2 separate regions of the Homo sapiens genome follow, and region 1 is linked to region 2. A link is a loop called in an ENCODE intact Hi-C map of the cell type or tissue named here. Cell type or tissue: Calu3. All regions are shown on one strand. Links, peaks and the distances in the headings refer to the core of each region. The heading gives the core; the rest is flanking DNA. Region 1 overlaps PXYLP1 (2-phosphoxylose phosphatase 1). Region 2 has its middle 50 kb from the start of SPSB4.

Region 1 (8,340 bases), core at 55-8,054, 280 kb after region 2:
CTGTGTTTCACGGCCTCCCCTCTGCTCCTCTCCTCTTCCCCTCCACACAGCCAGCTTCATCAGTTTTTCAGGCCCAGCTAGGTGTCTCCTCTGGGAAGCCTGTTTGGATGCCCCTCACCCCAGACTGGTTCGGCAACCCTCAGTGCTCCACATGAGGAGTCAATGAGATATTTCATCAAAAGCATGGAGCACAGCGTCTGCCCCAGTTCAGCAGGTATTTTTGGAAGACCTATCCTCTGTCAGTCAGCGGGGGATATAAATGTGAAAGACGCACACTCCCAGCCCTCTGGATGTTTGGGATGGCAGGGTGACAAACTGGGACACCCCTGCTTGCATATACTATGCTGTGAGCCATGACGGCAGCAGGAACTGGGTAGGCTCATAGAAGAGGATGTGGGAACTGGGGATTCAGGGCGGGCTTCCTGGAGGAGGTGACCCTAGGATCAGTTACAGTGTTGGTCAGATTTCGGGAGCAGAGGGTGAGAGTAGAGTTGCCAGCAAACGGTGGAGCATAGGCGAGAAACATCCTGTGGGGTGGGATGGCTCAGAGCAGCTCAGAACAGTGAGAACCAAGTTGGGATTGGGGTCAAGATGGAGCTGGGGAGACTTCTCCTCACAGCTTCTATGTGTCAGGACCTGTTTTGAATGCCTGGTATTGGGAAGGCCCCTTGTGAACTGATGCTATGTCCTGGTGACTCAGGGAGGTACAAATAGTACAGGGTGATCTCACACTCTGAACTAGTAGACACAGTTGACAGGCCCAGATACCAGAGGAAGCAGCAGATAAAATCTTTCTGGAGAGAAGGTCTCATTCTGATCTTTATCTGTGGTTTTCAAACCACTGCTTCCTTGGGTCATGGGTGGGTCATTTGCACCCAACCACCATGGTTCCCAAATGGCAGCCACAACAGGCCTCACCCCGGGTGCTTATAGATGAACTAGCAAACTGTGGGCACTCTAGGACACCCACTGTCCTCACCTGTGCCCCTCCATTTCTGTGTCACTCATATTATCCTGTCTCCTTAGCTGCTTCTGTCCCTGGCCCAGACTCCAAGGGAGTGTGCCCACAGGCATGGCCAAGGGGCCAGGACTTGGTAGATTTCACAAAAGAGCAGAATCAAGGACTGAGCCAGCCAGAAGGGCCAGGTCACTAAGAGACTGCCTTAGCACTTTTCTATATTTCCGTGCTCTTGTGCTAATCCCCCTGTAGTGAATTCCCTCTGAACACCTGGGCTGTGTTAGCCATCCTAGCACCTTCCAACTACTGGAAAGAAAGTGGCCCTAGGAGCAACCAAAGGGCTAATGTTGGGTGGGTGAATCACCAGTTCTGTATCTCTGTGATTGTTGTTTTGGTAACACAAGTAATGAAGGGAAATACGTTCACTGTAAAAAAAAAAAAAATGCTTACCTAGACAGCATAGAAATACAGAAATATATATTTCTATACATATAGAATACATTAATATGTGCTTACTATAAATACATATGCAGTCATGTACCACATAATGACTTCCATCAACGACAGAACACATATATGACAGTGGTGCCATATTATAATACCATATTTTTACTGTATTCTTTCTAAGTCGAGATATGTTTAGATACACAAGTACTTACCATTGTGTTACAACTGCTTACAACATTCAGTGCGGTAACATGCAGTTCAGGTTTGTAGCCTAGGAGCGGCAGGCTGACCAAATAGCCTAGGTGTGTAGAAAGCTCTACCATCTAGGTTTGTGTAAGTGCACTCTATGATGTTTACACTATGACAAAATTGCCTAAGGGCCATCTCTCAGTGCCTCCCCATTGTTACGCAACTCATGACTGTACGTATATGTGTGTGCGAATATACAAACAAGTAAAAATACTTTTTCACACCCCATTCCATCCTTTCCCAGAGGAAAACCACTGCTGTGTTATGATGGATAACCTTCTAGACATTTTTTCTATGCATTTACGTAATAAACAAATCCCTGTATATTTATGCATTTATGGTTTGTTTTTTTTCTTTACACAAAGAGGATTATATCAGTATACAGTGACTTGGTGTATTCACTTCACTTAATTTATCTTTGATTCTTTTCCCTTCTTTTTAACTGGGATAGAACATTCCACAGTAGGGACATAACGTTCTGTTCTGCTAGAGATGGATATTTAGGTTATTTCCCTTTTTTGTTATTACAAACAGCACTGCAGGGAATCTCTTTGGCCACACATTTTTGTGCGTGGGCATCGCTATCTTTATAGATACAGAATGGATTCCAAGACGTAGAATAACGAGATCGGGGGTAGTGCACATATACCATTTTGATGGCTACTGCCAAACACTCCCGAGAGGTGCCGGTTTCCACCCTCCCCATGATGTTTGGAAGCGTCAGGTTTCTCACACCCTTCCCAATATTGAGTGTTATCATTAAAACATGATTTTCCAGTTTGATGAGGAAAAATTATTAATATAGTCCACTGTTTGATTTATATTTCTTTAATTATGAATAAACAATTATGAAAAACAGTATCACACTGTTGTTTTATCTGTATCTAATTATGAACAAACTTAAGCATCTCTTCATGTGTTTATTGGCCATTGGTATTTATTTTTCTGCGATTAGCCTGTTCATATCCTTTAATGATTTTTCAGGTGTAGGGTCTCTTATGGACTTTGGATATTAATCATTTGTCTGTTAGGTTAGTTGCAAATATTTTTCTCTCAGTGTGTTGCCTTTTATCTTTGTTTATGGCATCTGTTTGCCAAAGGGAAGTTTTAAATATTTATGTAGAAGAATTTGTAGAAGTAATTAGGGAATTTACATTGATTTAGGCTGGTGGTTGGTCCCTGTTTTAGCTATTGTTCGTGCGCATGTGTAGATATTATGGTGATTAATAAATCTTTTAGAAGTTAAAAAGATCTGTGAGCACACTTATTTTCATGTGTTTCCCTCAAAGGGCGGATGCTGAAAGTATGACTATACTGTGTTGGGAGTTCTAGAGGATCTATGATGCTACAAAGACATTCCCTAGGCACGGAGAGATTAGGGACCACTGAGACAGAAGCTGTTCATGAGGGATAGATGGCTGGGCAGCCCCACATTTCCATTCTTACAGATTAGCATCCGAAAGAAAAAGAGCACCTCTTCTAGAGTCTGTATATCACCTGTCTCGAGGAAAGGGAGTCCAGTTGCCCCATTACTACCCTTATTGACTCTGGTCACATGTCCACCCCTGCCAGGGGGTGGGGACACTGTGATTGACAGTCCAGCCTGACCACACGTGGTGGTGAAGGGTCAGCTCACTAATGGAATGAGGGTAGTAGATGGACAAGCACACAGATTGCAAGACCCACACATGCCACGCCGAAGACAGTGGCAGGGAAGCTGGCCTGAAGTCAAGGAGTAAGCGTGAGACAGGCTTTCACCCACCACACATGCCTTGGTCCTTGGCTTTCTTCTGTAAAGTGCTCTCATGGGTTAGATGAGCGACTCTGAAGGCCCACAAAGCATAAAGCAGATGATGATAAATGGGATATGTCAGACACCCACATCTGGCACCTAGCAGGTCTTCAATGAGGAATGATGGTTTTCCTCCTTCTTGTTGTTACTGGAATTAAAGGGCATTAGGAAGAGGTAATCAGGTCCTAAGAAGTTAGTGTGTGAGTTCTTCCTCCAACTGCCCTGAGAGAGGCCCCTTTGCTTGGGAGGCTCCCCTGGTGTTGAATAGATGATAAGGAGAGGGTAGTGGCAGTGACGAAGGGGCAGGACACAGTGGGGCTCAGAAGCCCTTCTTGAATGGGAAGCTGACTTCTGCTCCACTGAAGTGCACCTTGATTCTCAGTGTAAGAATAGCTCCTCAAAGTGAAATCCAGCCCTGCGCTGGGCCTTGCAGCTGGCCTGGCGCCCCAGGAACTGTGCGTCACAACCTGCCTTACTTCGTTTCAGTCCACCTGATCCCGGTGTCGACTCCTAAGAATGGAATGAGTAGCAAGAGTCGAAAGAGAATCATGCCCGACCCTGTGACGGAGCCCCCTGTGACAGACCCCGTTTATGAAGCTCTTTTGTACTGCAACATCCCCAGCGTGGCCGAGCGCAGCATGGAAGGTAGGCCTGACTGTGCCACCAGGACAGATACCCCTTTGGGGACTAGTTATTCCAGCAGCATTGCACAGCAGTAAGGAGCAAGATGGCCAGGACCCAAGTCCTGCAGTTGCCACCAGGCTGTGCCCTTGAATGAGTTCCTGGGTCCTTGCATTCTCCTCTATAAAATGGGAGTAACTCACAGGACTTATGCCTGGGACTGGGGAGGTTTCAGTAACTGCTCTGAACATACCACGTGGCTCACGATCAACCCACCACAAATGTTTGCCATCATCATGATCTTTAGTGAGACAGCAGCAAGGTAGAAAGGTGGCCTTGGCAGGCACTAGTGCAGCACATTGAGACACTCTGCTTTTCAGGGTAGCCTCTTGGGACTCAGGATGTCCACAGGATGTCCTGCTGGCGTCTTGCCATAGAAGTGAGGCAATTTCTACAAGTTTTGCTTTTGTAAAAGTGTATCAGAGCATAGTGTTGAATCCTTATTGATCTCTTTATGCCTTCTCTGGTCTCATGAAAGATTTAAAGCAGAAATCATTGTTTCTAGTATTTCCGTGGCTCTCTCCCTGGTCTGTGCATGTGAGTGAGGCCACATTAGTAGTCATGCCCGCATTTCACCAGCCTCCCGTTGTTTCCAGGAGGTCTGGGACATAATCAGCCTACTCATGTTCCTCTGTCCCGCCTTGTAAGACTATTCAGTGGCCCCCATCCAGAATGGCAGCCAGGGCCCCTTCACTGTGGTGGCTCTGCAAACCCACGGTGGCCCCTGCTGCCTCCGGCTCAGATTCCCAGCCCAAATGTGGCCAGGTCATCCCCTTGGCCCCCTTCTAAAAGGATTGACACCTATTGAGTGATAACCAGACAATGTGCTTCTCTCGCGCAGGTCATGCCCCGCATCATTTTAAGCTGGTCTCAGTGCATGTGTTCATTCGCCACGGAGACAGGTACCCACTGTATGTCATTCCCAAAACAAAGCGACCAGAAATTGACTGCACTCTGGTGGCTAACAGGTAAATTGCACTTTTTCTAAAAGTCATTTTCAAGTGTCTGTTATATCCTGTAGGATAGAGAATGACAGGACCTACACTTGGTGAACCATACTGTTTGCAGGAGCCTGAGCTCAGAGCAGTCCTACATGTGAGTGCCATTATACAGTTGAAAAGATGGAGGCCCACAGAGGCGGGGACACCTGTTTGAAGCAACACAGCAGATATACTGAGCCCAGGCCAGTCTGAGGCTCACCCTCCCACCCTGATGTTTTTCACTTTAATAAACAGTTGGGACACAGTACAGTGAGCACTGAGTTAAGAGTCCTCCGCCCCAGCTCACCTGCTCCATTCAGAGCAGCGGGCAAGCCCCTTAGTGTCCTCTGAGCCTCAGCCTCCTACCTCTGAAACGGGGATCACAAGGCTCCCCATGCAAAGTTGGGGCAAAGAGTAAGTGAGATGACACAGACAAATGCACGTTAGCAATTGCAGAGCCATATAAATGTAAGAATTATTTCACCCTTCTAATTTTTCACTGGAGTAGAGGCAGCCTGTTCTTGGTTGAAAGCCCTTAGGATGAAAAATAATTGAACAGAGTGTGGAAATTGTATGGAAATGGCATGGCTCTAAAATTAGAGGCATAGTTAGCAATAAAATATTGGGCTAGACCTCAGCAAATGTGTCTGGAGGCACATAACATTCTAGCAGAGTTTAGTGAATGAGGTCAGGAGATGAAGTGCTCAGTGGGGAAGACGTTATTTTGATGGAATGCTTCTGGGATGCCAGCCTGCCCCGGGAGGGCGAGCCTGGTGGAGCCATGGATTACCTCACTACAGCCAGGGCTGTTCTTTAAAAGTGACACTTTGTAGCTCGTCTTGCAGGGCCCCTGTCACAGTGATGCCAGGACCCTCTAATGGGGCCATTTTTGGCGCTCCCATTTGAGAGGTTCAGTTCCTAGGGACCAGTTGGCCTGGCTGCCTCTGCCCTCATTTTCCTTTGCCTAGTTTTATTTTATTGAACATTCTGTATTTTTAGAAGCCACTTTAAATCCTTTGTGTGAAGAGGGTGGAGTATGCATAGTTACTTAATGTCATTTAATTAATTTAATCTTTAAAAACAGTAATAGTTGACTCATCATTATAAACAGGTACTTAAGAGTAAGAGTGAGCAGGAACCCCGGTGAAGGGGACCCTCTCTAGGCTGCTGACTCCCCCAGGACTGTGGGATCTGGGTCACGAGCAATACCTGCTGTCTTCCCAGGTGCTACTTCAGCTTTAAAAATTACTAATGTTGTGATCTCCTAAAAGGTGGTGTGCCCTGGAGCATGCCCATTATTCTAGTCTAGTGAAACGGAATACTGTGGCCAGCAGGCAGGGTGCAGTGAGCTGAACCAAGCACTAGCTGGCGGTCCACAAGTTTGTTGCCCCAGGGTTTCCATCCACGATGCCACACCCTGTGACTCTCAAAGCCTTTGTAGTAGAAGCTGCCTCTTTGTGAATGCCATGTGCTTTATAAGGAAGGTGCTATTTTAACCCTCATAGTATTACATTTAGCCAGCATTAAGGTTATTAGTTATTTATATGCCATATTTAGTAAATGCTTTTTTGCATTCATAAATATGAATTAAATATGCTTTTCTACATCCAAGGAGGAGAAAACATCCACTTTGATCAGCATTTATTGCACAAATTTTAGTTTTATGCTTCTATCATGTGCCAGGTACCAGAAGGCAGTACACAAGCAGGCACCTACATGAAGTGAAGGGGCCAGCCCTGTGATGGTCCGGGGACAGAGCGTTCCCTATGGAGTAAGCAGCAAGTGCAGGGGGCCCGAGGCTGAAAGAACTGGGCAGGTGTGAGCCACAATAAGACCAGGGTATGGCTGGGCTGGAGCAGTGATGGAGGGAGTAGGCTTCTGAGGAGTCGAAGAAGAAAGGCCGCTTGTTGGGGCTGCCTCTGCCCTCAGGGAGCTCAGCACATTTACAGAGACAGGCCCGGTGCCCAGGACACGGCAGCCCTCAGTGAATAGCTGGCACAGGTGGCAGCAGTGGTGGCAGCATTAGAGAAAGAAGAGGAAGAAATGGAAGAAGAGCAAGAAGTAGAAATGGAAGTAGTTTGGGTGCCATATTTGGGGGCATGAGCCAGAAGAGGGGCAGCCTGACCCCACCTGGGGCAGGGAGGGGACATGGGGTGGCAGATCAGGGAAGGCCACACAGAGAAAGGGACCAGAAAGGTGTGCAGGAGCAAGTCAGGCAGAAGCTGGTGCTGAATGGCCCCTTGGGTGGTGAGACCAACCCATGCAGTGTGAGGTGGTGGACAGCTTGGCACATTGGGGCCCTCAAAGTTAGTTTCACAGGCTTGAGCAGAAAGTTAGTTTCACAGGCTCAAGCGTGGAGTGGAAAACTGGGTAGGAACTAGGTTATCTGAGGCTTCGATACCCAGCAAGGGAGTATGTCCAGGCATGAAGGCAGTGAGAGAGCCGGGCAGTGAAAGGGATGAAAAGATGAAGGTCTCTGACAGCCATAGTGTGGAAGATGGATTGGAAGCTGGTGGCAGCTAGTGGTGTTATTATTAGGGTAGTGATCCAGAGGAGAGACTTCACTCAGAATCAGAATCCACATCCTTAAAGTGCCCCACAAGGCCTGAGTGCCCTTCCTCCACCCCTAACCCGCCTGACCTTGCCCTCCACTCTCCTCGTGCTCACTCACTGCGCTTCAGCCACAATGCTCCTAGCTCTTCCTTCCACATTCAGGCACTGTATGCTGCCTCAGGGCCTTTGCACAAACTGGTTTCTGTCTCTAGAAGGCTCTTCCCACAGAAAGCTTTATGGCCAGTCCTCTTACCTCCTTTAAGTCTTTGCTCAAATGTCACCTTCTCAATAAAACCTACTCAGAACACTCCAGTTAAAATGACAAGGTGCTCCTCCTTCCACCCTGGTCTCCCACAGCCCCCTTAGCCTGCTCTTCTCTTTGCCACAGCATCTGTTACTTTCTAACCCAGACAAACACACACACACACACACACACACACACACAGAGTGTTCATTGTGTATTGTCTGCTTCCCCAGGCTAGAATATAACCTCCCTAAGGGCAGAGATTTTTATTTGTTTTTGTTCACTGCTGCTGCATTCCAAGTGCTTAGGACAGTGACTGACATATGAGTGGTGGGGTGTGATTAAATGTTTGTTGAATGAATAAATGATGGCAGCTGAAACTCAGAAGTGGCAGCAGAGATGGAGAGAGTGAGTGGGTCTTAGAGAAGGTTACAAG
Region 2 (8,340 bases), core at 30-8,029:
ATGAGTTCATACTAATACATTCTATTCCAAACCAGCACCACAGTGTTCATTCTAACAGTCTCCTTTCCTTTATTTGTAACTTCTTTCTCTGACAGTGAGAAACCTGGTTCTCATTGTTCATGGTGAGTCCTAGAATACACATAAGGCCATTTAAAAATTGTAAATTTCACTCCTCTGAAAAACAAATTTACAAAGTAGAGTACAATATTGTACACTTTATAGTCAAAACACTGTTTTCCAAAGTTACTTAGAATTGTTCTTTCTTCTCTGCCCTCTTCAGTTTGGTTACATTGAGCACCCATTTTATTTATTTATTTATTTTCTTCGATATTTATTTATTTATTTATTTATTTATTTATTGAGACGGAATCTCACTCTGTCGCCCAGGCTGGAGTGCAGTGGCACAATCTCCGCTCACTGCAAGCTCCACCTCCCGGGTTCACGCCATTCTCCTGCCTCAGCCTCCCAAGTAGCTGGGACTACAGGCGCCGGTCACCATGCCTGGCTAATTTTTTTGTATTTTTAGTAGAGACGGGGTTTCACTGTGTGAGCCAGGATGGTCTTGATCTCCTGACCTTGTGATCCGCCCTCCTTGGCCTCCCAAAGTGCTGGGATTACAGGTGTGAGCCACCGCGCCCAGCCTAACTTTTATTTTAAGTTCAGGGATACATGTGCAGGGTGTGCAGGTTTGTTGCATAGGTAAACATGTGCCATGGTGGTTTGCTGCACAAATCAACCCATCACCTAAGTATTAAGCTATTAAGCCCAGCATTCATTAGCTATTCTTCCTGATGCTCTGTCTCCCTGCCCCTCCAACAGGCCCCAGTGTGTGTTGTTCCCCGCCATGTGTCCATGTGTTCTCATCATTCAGCTCCCACTTATAAGTGAGAACATGCAGATGCACCCATTTTAAATACAGATACACAGAGAGATTAGAAGTAAATAAAAGGATGAAAAGAGATATACCATGCAAACACTAAGCACAAGAAGCTAAGTGGCTATATTAACATCACATAAAGCAGACATACTCCAAGCAAAAGCTTACAACTGAAAGTAAAAATAGACAAATCCATAACTATTGTTGGAAACATCAACACTCCTGTCTTAATAAGTGGTAGAACAAATAGACAAAAAGTCAGTAAAGATATACAAGATTTGAACAATACTATCAACCAACTTGATCTAATTGGCATTTATAGAATACTCCATCCAATAAAGCAAAAAATTTTCTTTTCAATGCATACGGTTCATTCACCAACATAGACTATATACTGGGTCATAAAAGAAGTCTCAATAAATGTAAAAGGATTTAAATAATACAGAGTATTATTTAAAGTAGAATAAAATCAGAAATTAATTACAGAAAAATACCTGAAATATCCCTCCTAATATTCTGAAGTTAAACAGCATACTTCTAAATAATCCATGGGTCAAAGAAGAAATCATAAGATTCTTTAGAAAATACTTTGAGCTGAATGATCACGAAAACACCATATCAAAATTTGTGGGATGCATTTAAAGATGTGCTTTAAAGGGAAATAAATGGCTTTAATGGTAAAAATAGAAAAGTATAAAATAAAAGATCTAAGCTCCCACCTTAAAAAACTAGAAAAAGAAGAGCTAATTTATCCCTAAATAGAAAAAAGGAAATAATAAAGATAATAATAAAGAAATCAATAAAATAAAAAGTGTAAAACATTCATGAACTAAAAGCTGGTTTTTTGAAAGATTAATAAAGTTGATACAACCCTGGCTAGACTGATAAAAAGAATAAGACAGGCTGGGCGTGGTGGCTCAAGACTGTAATGCCAACACTTTGGGGGCCAAGGCAGGAGGATCACTTGAGCCCAGGAGTTCGAGACCATCCTGAGCAATATAGTGAGACCTCATCTCCATCAAAAAATTTAAAAGCTAGCTGGGCATGGTGGCATGTGCCTGTAGTCCCAGCTACTTGGGAAGCTGAGGTAGAGGGATCACTTGAGTCCAAGAAAGTTGAGGCTGCAGTGAATGCACCACTGTACTCCAGCCTGGGTGACAGAGTGAGACCCTGCCTCAAAAAAAAAAAAAAAAGACTAAGACACAAGTTAGCAATATCATAAATAAAACAGAGACAAATACTACCAATGCTACAAATACTGAAATAATAAGATAATAAGCAAATGTGAAGATCTTTATGCCAATAAATGCAACAACTTAGAGGAAAAGAATAGATTTCTTGAAATGGTGATCTATGTGATGCCATTCCTTGTCCACTATAGTCCAGATCCACCTCTCCAGTGTATTGCGGAAGATTTGAACAACACTATCAACGGGAATTCCAGTGGGATGCTCTTGCTGAAGGAAACTTAAGAGGAAAATTGCAGCTGATCTTGAAGCTACAAGTATACTCATTGCTTCCCTCTTCCCCAGTTTATTCTAGATTTCCCCCACTCTCAGGTCACGCTTATGCTGGTCTTAGTGGTTCAAATGATGACACAATGCAGACACTCATCTCTGCAGTGTCTCAATGTCTGGTCACCATACCTTTCTCAGGACAGATCTGCTGCACTTGCCCAGCTACCATCAAAACTGGGAAAGCGAATACCAGGAGGGATCCAAGTGGATCTTCTGGTTCCCCTTTATTCCTCCCTACCCTCATTGTGCAGCAGAAAACCATAAGTTTCTCCTAATGATGAGGGCCAATTCTCCTTGATAAAATGAAGACCCCTCTTCTTGCCTGCTGGCCATGAAGAACTTGACATGCCTAGGTGGCAGATGCAGCTTATGGTTCAAGTGGGTTCTTGGCATAAGTGTTCCTCTCTTTGGGGACCCAGACCTCTAAGTTTGCAGAGCCCAGAGTTGCAAGAAGATGAAACTCACCAGCTAGAGGTGATAGGTGGAATCACCCCTTTGGATGCATGCATTCCTCTTTTTGGGGATGCAGATCCACCTAATAGTTTTCAGTTTGTATACAACATCCTGGAGGATAGTGTCCCATCTTGATTCAGTGTCACCTGTGAACTGGAACTTCAGCTGTGCCTTCAGCAGGCCATTGCAAGCCTATGAGGTCAGAAGCTTTTGGGTGGTAAGTGTGATATAACCAGTAGATCTTGTGATCACAGGCCTGCTCCTATACCTCCTTCCCTGGAAAGTGGGCCCCCTGGTCTGATGTGATGTGCAAATGGGTCATATTTTCTGTAAGTTCTCAGATGGAGGTGCTGTCAGGAAAGGCAAACCCATATGTAAAATATGTGTCCATTTCTGTCCAAACACATTTCTGGCCCTTCCTTAATGCAAAAGGACAGATATAGTCAACTTCCCACTTCCTGGCTGCCTGGTCCCCTCAAGGAATGGTGTCATGTCTGGGGCTTAGCATTGGTCTCTGTTGCTGGAAGGTTGGCCACTTGGTGGCAGCAATAGCTCGATCAGCCTCTACGGGTGGAAGCCCATGCTGCTGGGCCCAGGCAGAGCCTTCATCTCTGCCACTGTGGTGACTTTGTTATTGTGCCACTTGTCAGCACTAGAGTAGGCATTTAAGATTTTCAGAAGCATCAACTCAGATGACTCTGTCACATGTGCCCCATTCTTTCCCAATCAGAGCTCTGGCCTGGGCATAGCAGACCTACTTTGGTTGGGAATTCAATCTTTGGAGCTGGTCTGCTCTGATGATTAGATCCTAGGCTTGGTCCTTAGTCTCCTTGCCCTCCCACTGCAGAGATGAGCCCTTCTTTGTGTGCTGCTAAAGAAGCCCCCCTGGCTTTCACACTTGGCTTTCAATGACCTGCTAATCACTCAGCCATTTGTTAATTTTTTTCTAGAGCTGTGATAGAGCTTATATCTCTATATACTAGTTTCCCCTGATTTTTCAAATGCTTGATATGTTCTACCACTTAGTGCATTTGCCTTTGCAGTTTCAGCTATAAAATAGAAACCTTGCGCTAGATGTCTATCTCTACTTGGACCATATCTCACTCCCTTTACCTTTTTACTCCCTCTTGCCTGGAATGCTGTCATCATGCTTGAGGCCAAGCAACCTGTGACAAGGTAGTCACAAGCACACAGGACATGACTAAGCAGCAAGACAAAGAAATCATCCCAGATAGCAATGTGGAGCAACGGTACCACTCTAGACAACCAACCTTTGATCTTACCATTATACAACAAAAATGAAACCAGCTGAAGCCACTAGATTTTTTATTTCTGTTTCAAAAAAATGTAACTCATCTTAACTGTGTTGATTATCAAAATATTATACTAAGCATTTTTTAAATTTAGATGAAATTAACAAGTTCATGAGAATCACTTGCCAAATTAATTAGTACTGGCTTATGAAGAGAAATTTAATCTGTGGTTTAAAATTTTCTCATAGCACACCCAGAAATCCTAGATTTTAACCATCAAGTTTCATCAACCACTTATGGAACAGATCATTGCAAATGTACGTATATTTTTCCAGAAAACAGAAAATAATGGTACACTCTTTAATCATTTTTTGATTATTATATCTTGATTGCAAAAGCAGGAACAAGAAGGCAGTATGAAAAATTGCAGGCCAATCTCATTCATGAACTTGATAGGCTCAAAGCAAAAGGAATTTATTGATGGCATTTTTAAAAATATAATAAATTTATAATTAAATTGGGTTAATCCCAGTAATACAAGGTTAGTTAACATTTAAAAAATTATCAGTGTAAATTTTTCACATCAGCAGATTAGTGAAGAAAAACCACATGATTCTCACAGGTGTGGAAAAAGCATTTAGTGAAATGTTATATTCATTCGAGATAAAACTCTTTGCAAACTAGAAATGGAAGGGGAATTATTTAACCAGATAGAAAATATCTTCAATAAACCTATAGAAAACATCATACTTAAAGTGACATATTATAGTAGTTTCTTCAAAATCAAGAACAAATCAAGAACGTCTGCTTTTATCACTTTTATTCAATATCATAATTAGGGTCCTAGCCAGAAACAATTAAGAAGGAAGAAATGAAGCTGTTATGATCATCAATATGGAAAACAGAAAATAATCCATAGGTAAATTATTAGAATTAATATATGTTTAACAACATTGCAGGATATATAGAAAACACTGTATTTTATAGTAGGCAAGAAACAAAATATAAATTTTAAATAATGCCTTTTTTATAAAAGCAACCATGAAAAATCATATAGCTGAACATAAAGCTCAGAAAATATAGGAAGAAAATGTGGAAAAAATTATAACTCTTTTGGAAAACTTTTGAAGAAGTCCCAAATAAATGGATAGGAATTGTTATGGTTAGAAAACCTTGGTATTATAATGATGCCAATTGTGTCTAATAGACCTATTGGTTCTACAAAATTGAAGCTCAATAGCTTTTTTCTTAGAATTTGTTAAAATAATTCCAAAATGTACATGGTAGAACAAAGAACCAGCATAGCCTAGATGCTTCCAAAGAAGAAGAATAGGATACAGTAACATTATTATTATAAAGTTAGAGTAACTAAGACAGTATGGTTTGGGTACAGGGATATAAACTAGAATAATGAAACAGAAGACAGAGCCTAGAAACAGAGACACACCTATGAAGAAACGTGACCATGTCAGAGACAACATTGCAAATCAGTGAGAGATGGATCGACCATCCAACAAAATGGTGCTGTTTCAAAGTTATCCATATGAAAAAATATAGAATTAAATATTCATATCCAATTGGTGGATACCTCATGCTATACTAAAAGAAGCCATTTCGGATGAATTAGACTTAAATGTGAGAAGCTAAACTTTTACAACTGTAAGAAGAAGAAAATATAGGAGAAAGTCTACAAATGAGTGAGAGAAAGGGTTTTCTTAAGCAAGATATTCAAAGTGCTTTAAAAAGATATTAAAAATGATTGATAAGTGAGCCTATGTTAAACTTCAAAACTTTTTTTTCTCAAAGTACTCCAAAAAGAATGAAAAGATAATTCAAAAACTGGAAAAATATATTTTCCACACAGATGACTGATGAGGGATAGAAATAGAATATATAAAGAATATCTATGAATCAATCAGTTAAAGACACTCCAGTAAAAACCTGGCCAAAAGTCATAAGTATTTCACAGGAGAATAAAACCTGATATGTAATAAACATGTTAAAAATGGTCATGTTAATAGTATGATAATTAGGAAACTGCAAATTAAAATCATAATGAGATGTCATGTTGCAACTATCAAAAAGGCAAAATGTAATAAATCAGACAATATCAAATGGATATGAACAAAGAAATGTTTATGTACTCTACTTGGGAGTGTTAAGTGGTATCAGCATTTTGGGAAAAAATTTGTACTATATTCTAAAGTTGAAAATACTTATAACATATAAACTGGCACTTTCACTCCTAGGCCTATAATTCCCCAGATAAATCCTGACTCCTGTGTTCTAGGAGTCACACAGCATGTTCATAGCAGCCTGGTGGCAATAGCAAAACACTGAAAGCATTCTGCGAGTCCATGGACAGGAGTATGCGGAAACACGTCACATAACGAACTATATCATCAATGTGGCTCAGTCTCAGGAACTTAATTTTGAATAAGAAAAACAAGTCACAGAAGTATACCGATAGCATGATTCTGTTGAAGTTAAGTATAAAATCTGGCAAAACGCAACAAAATATGTTTAGGCAAACATATATCCATGTCAAAATGATAAAGAAAACCAAGGGAATAATAAACACAAAATTCTAGATGATGGTTACCTTTGTCAGAAGAAAATATTTTTCCTATCACTGCATAACAAATTACTCTGATACTCAGTAACTTAAAGCAACAGGTATTTATCATCTCATAGTTTCTATGGATCACGAATCTGGGTTTTCCATCTCCGAAAGAGACTCTTACAGGTTGCAAGGTGTCACCTGGGGCTGCAGGCAACTCAAGACTCTACTGGAAAGAAACCACTTCTAGGTGCCCTCACGTGATTGTTGGCAGGATTCAGTTCCTCGTGAGCTGTTGGACTGAATTCTCAGATCCTTGATAGCTTTTGGCCAAAGCCCACACTCAGTTTTGTGCCATGGCACTGGCTTTATTAGAGTGGGTGAGCGATGGAGCAAGAGGCAGGCCAGAAAGAAGCCAGAGTCTTTTATAACCTAATCTCAGAATGACAACCTGTTGCTTTTGCCGTATTCTATTCATTACAAACAAGTTACTAGGGCCAGCCCACACTCAAGGGGATGGAATTACCCAAGAGTATTCCAGGAGGCAGGAATTACTGAGAGCCCTTTTAGAAGCTGCCTACCTCATATCTATCTGTGTGTGTGTGTGTGTGTGTGTGTGTGTGTGTGTGTGTGTGTGTGTGTTTCTGTATTAAATCTTCCGTAGCAACAAAACCTCCTCAGTAGCTCTCTGGGAACTTCAGGATCAAAAAAGCAGGTAACCCCATGCTAAGAGGCTCAGTTCCGTGACCTGGCCCTGTTTTCTCTTCCTTCCTCCCCTGTCTTTCCTATCAGACAATTGATTTAAGTTTCCCAAATAAGTAAGGCTGTTAAGCCTCCAAGCACTTTTCCATGCTGCACTCCACCTAAAGTGTCCTCACTTACCTTCTCCACTCATCTGGTGAACAAGCATCCCATCTCCCAGAAAGCCTTCTCTGCCCCTGCTCCTCATCTTCCCCCACCCTCAGGCCTGTGCTGGGTTCTGCTGATCTCATGGTAGCTTGGGTATTCGCTCCCTTCCACTCTGGGCTCTTGAAGAGTAGGGCCCTGCCTCCCTGGTACCAGGCCCAGAGCCGGGCACATAAACCACTGTCAGTGAAACTGTGCTGACTGAATGATGGGACATTGATACTTCTGCAGCAAAGCATATGCGTAGTCATAGCAAGGGAGTAAATCGAGGCCATAAAGAGCCTTATGGCAGTTCAGGTGGGGCTTTGTTGCCAAAGAAGTTATTTTAAAAACTCAGTTTTCAGAGCTTTTGACCTTTAGAATTTTAGATAAGGGATTGTGGTTGCTTGAAATATCCAGCATTATTGTAAGGCTTTTTTAAGTTAGACTTTTTATTTTGTGAAAAACATTTAAACCCACAAAAAGCTTCTAGTGTATTGCACTTAATTTCCATATATCCTTCATTTCTTCCATTTTTATTTATTTATTATTTGACACATAATAATTGTACATGTTTGTGGAGTACAGAGTAATATTTTGATACATGTATGCAATATGTAATGATCAATTCAGGGTAATTAGCATATCCATCACCTCAAACACTTATCATTGTGTTAGGAACACTAAAATCCTCTCTTCAAGCTGTTTGAAAACATGCTATAAATATTGTTCACTGTAATCCCCCTACAGCACTGTAGAACATTATAACTTATTCCTCCTAACTAGCTGTACTTT

The links. Hi-C counts contacts between places; a loop is a spot of excess contacts. Peaks named below come from ENCODE experiments on the same cell type or tissue, not always from the same donor. Only the 100,000 strongest peaks of a DNase experiment are listed, where the experiment ranks them.
Region 1: a loop joins it to region 2, with 8 times the contacts of the local background. A loop is called at or near these places in 6 of 110 quality-filtered maps.

The regions. Positions count from the first base shown.
Region 1 is chr3:141,274,410-141,282,749 of GRCh38, forward strand. PXYLP1 (2-phosphoxylose phosphatase 1) reads left to right here. Exons shown (of 6, transcript NM_001037172.3): 3 at 3,933-4,091; 4 at 4,969-5,095. Among named protein-coding and RNA genes, the nearest start is that of PXYLP1, 47 kb to the left of the region's middle. In Calu3, for the core only: a CTCF peak has its summit at 5,053 (motif pointing left); a DNase peak (open chromatin) is centred at 5,038.
Region 2 is chr3:140,996,839-141,005,178 of GRCh38, forward strand. No RefSeq gene overlaps it. Among named protein-coding and RNA genes, the nearest start is that of SPSB4, 50 kb to the right of the region's middle. RefSeq lists a silencer at 3,292-3,471. In Calu3, for the core only: a CTCF peak has its summit at 3,340 (motif pointing right); a DNase peak (open chromatin) is centred at 3,403.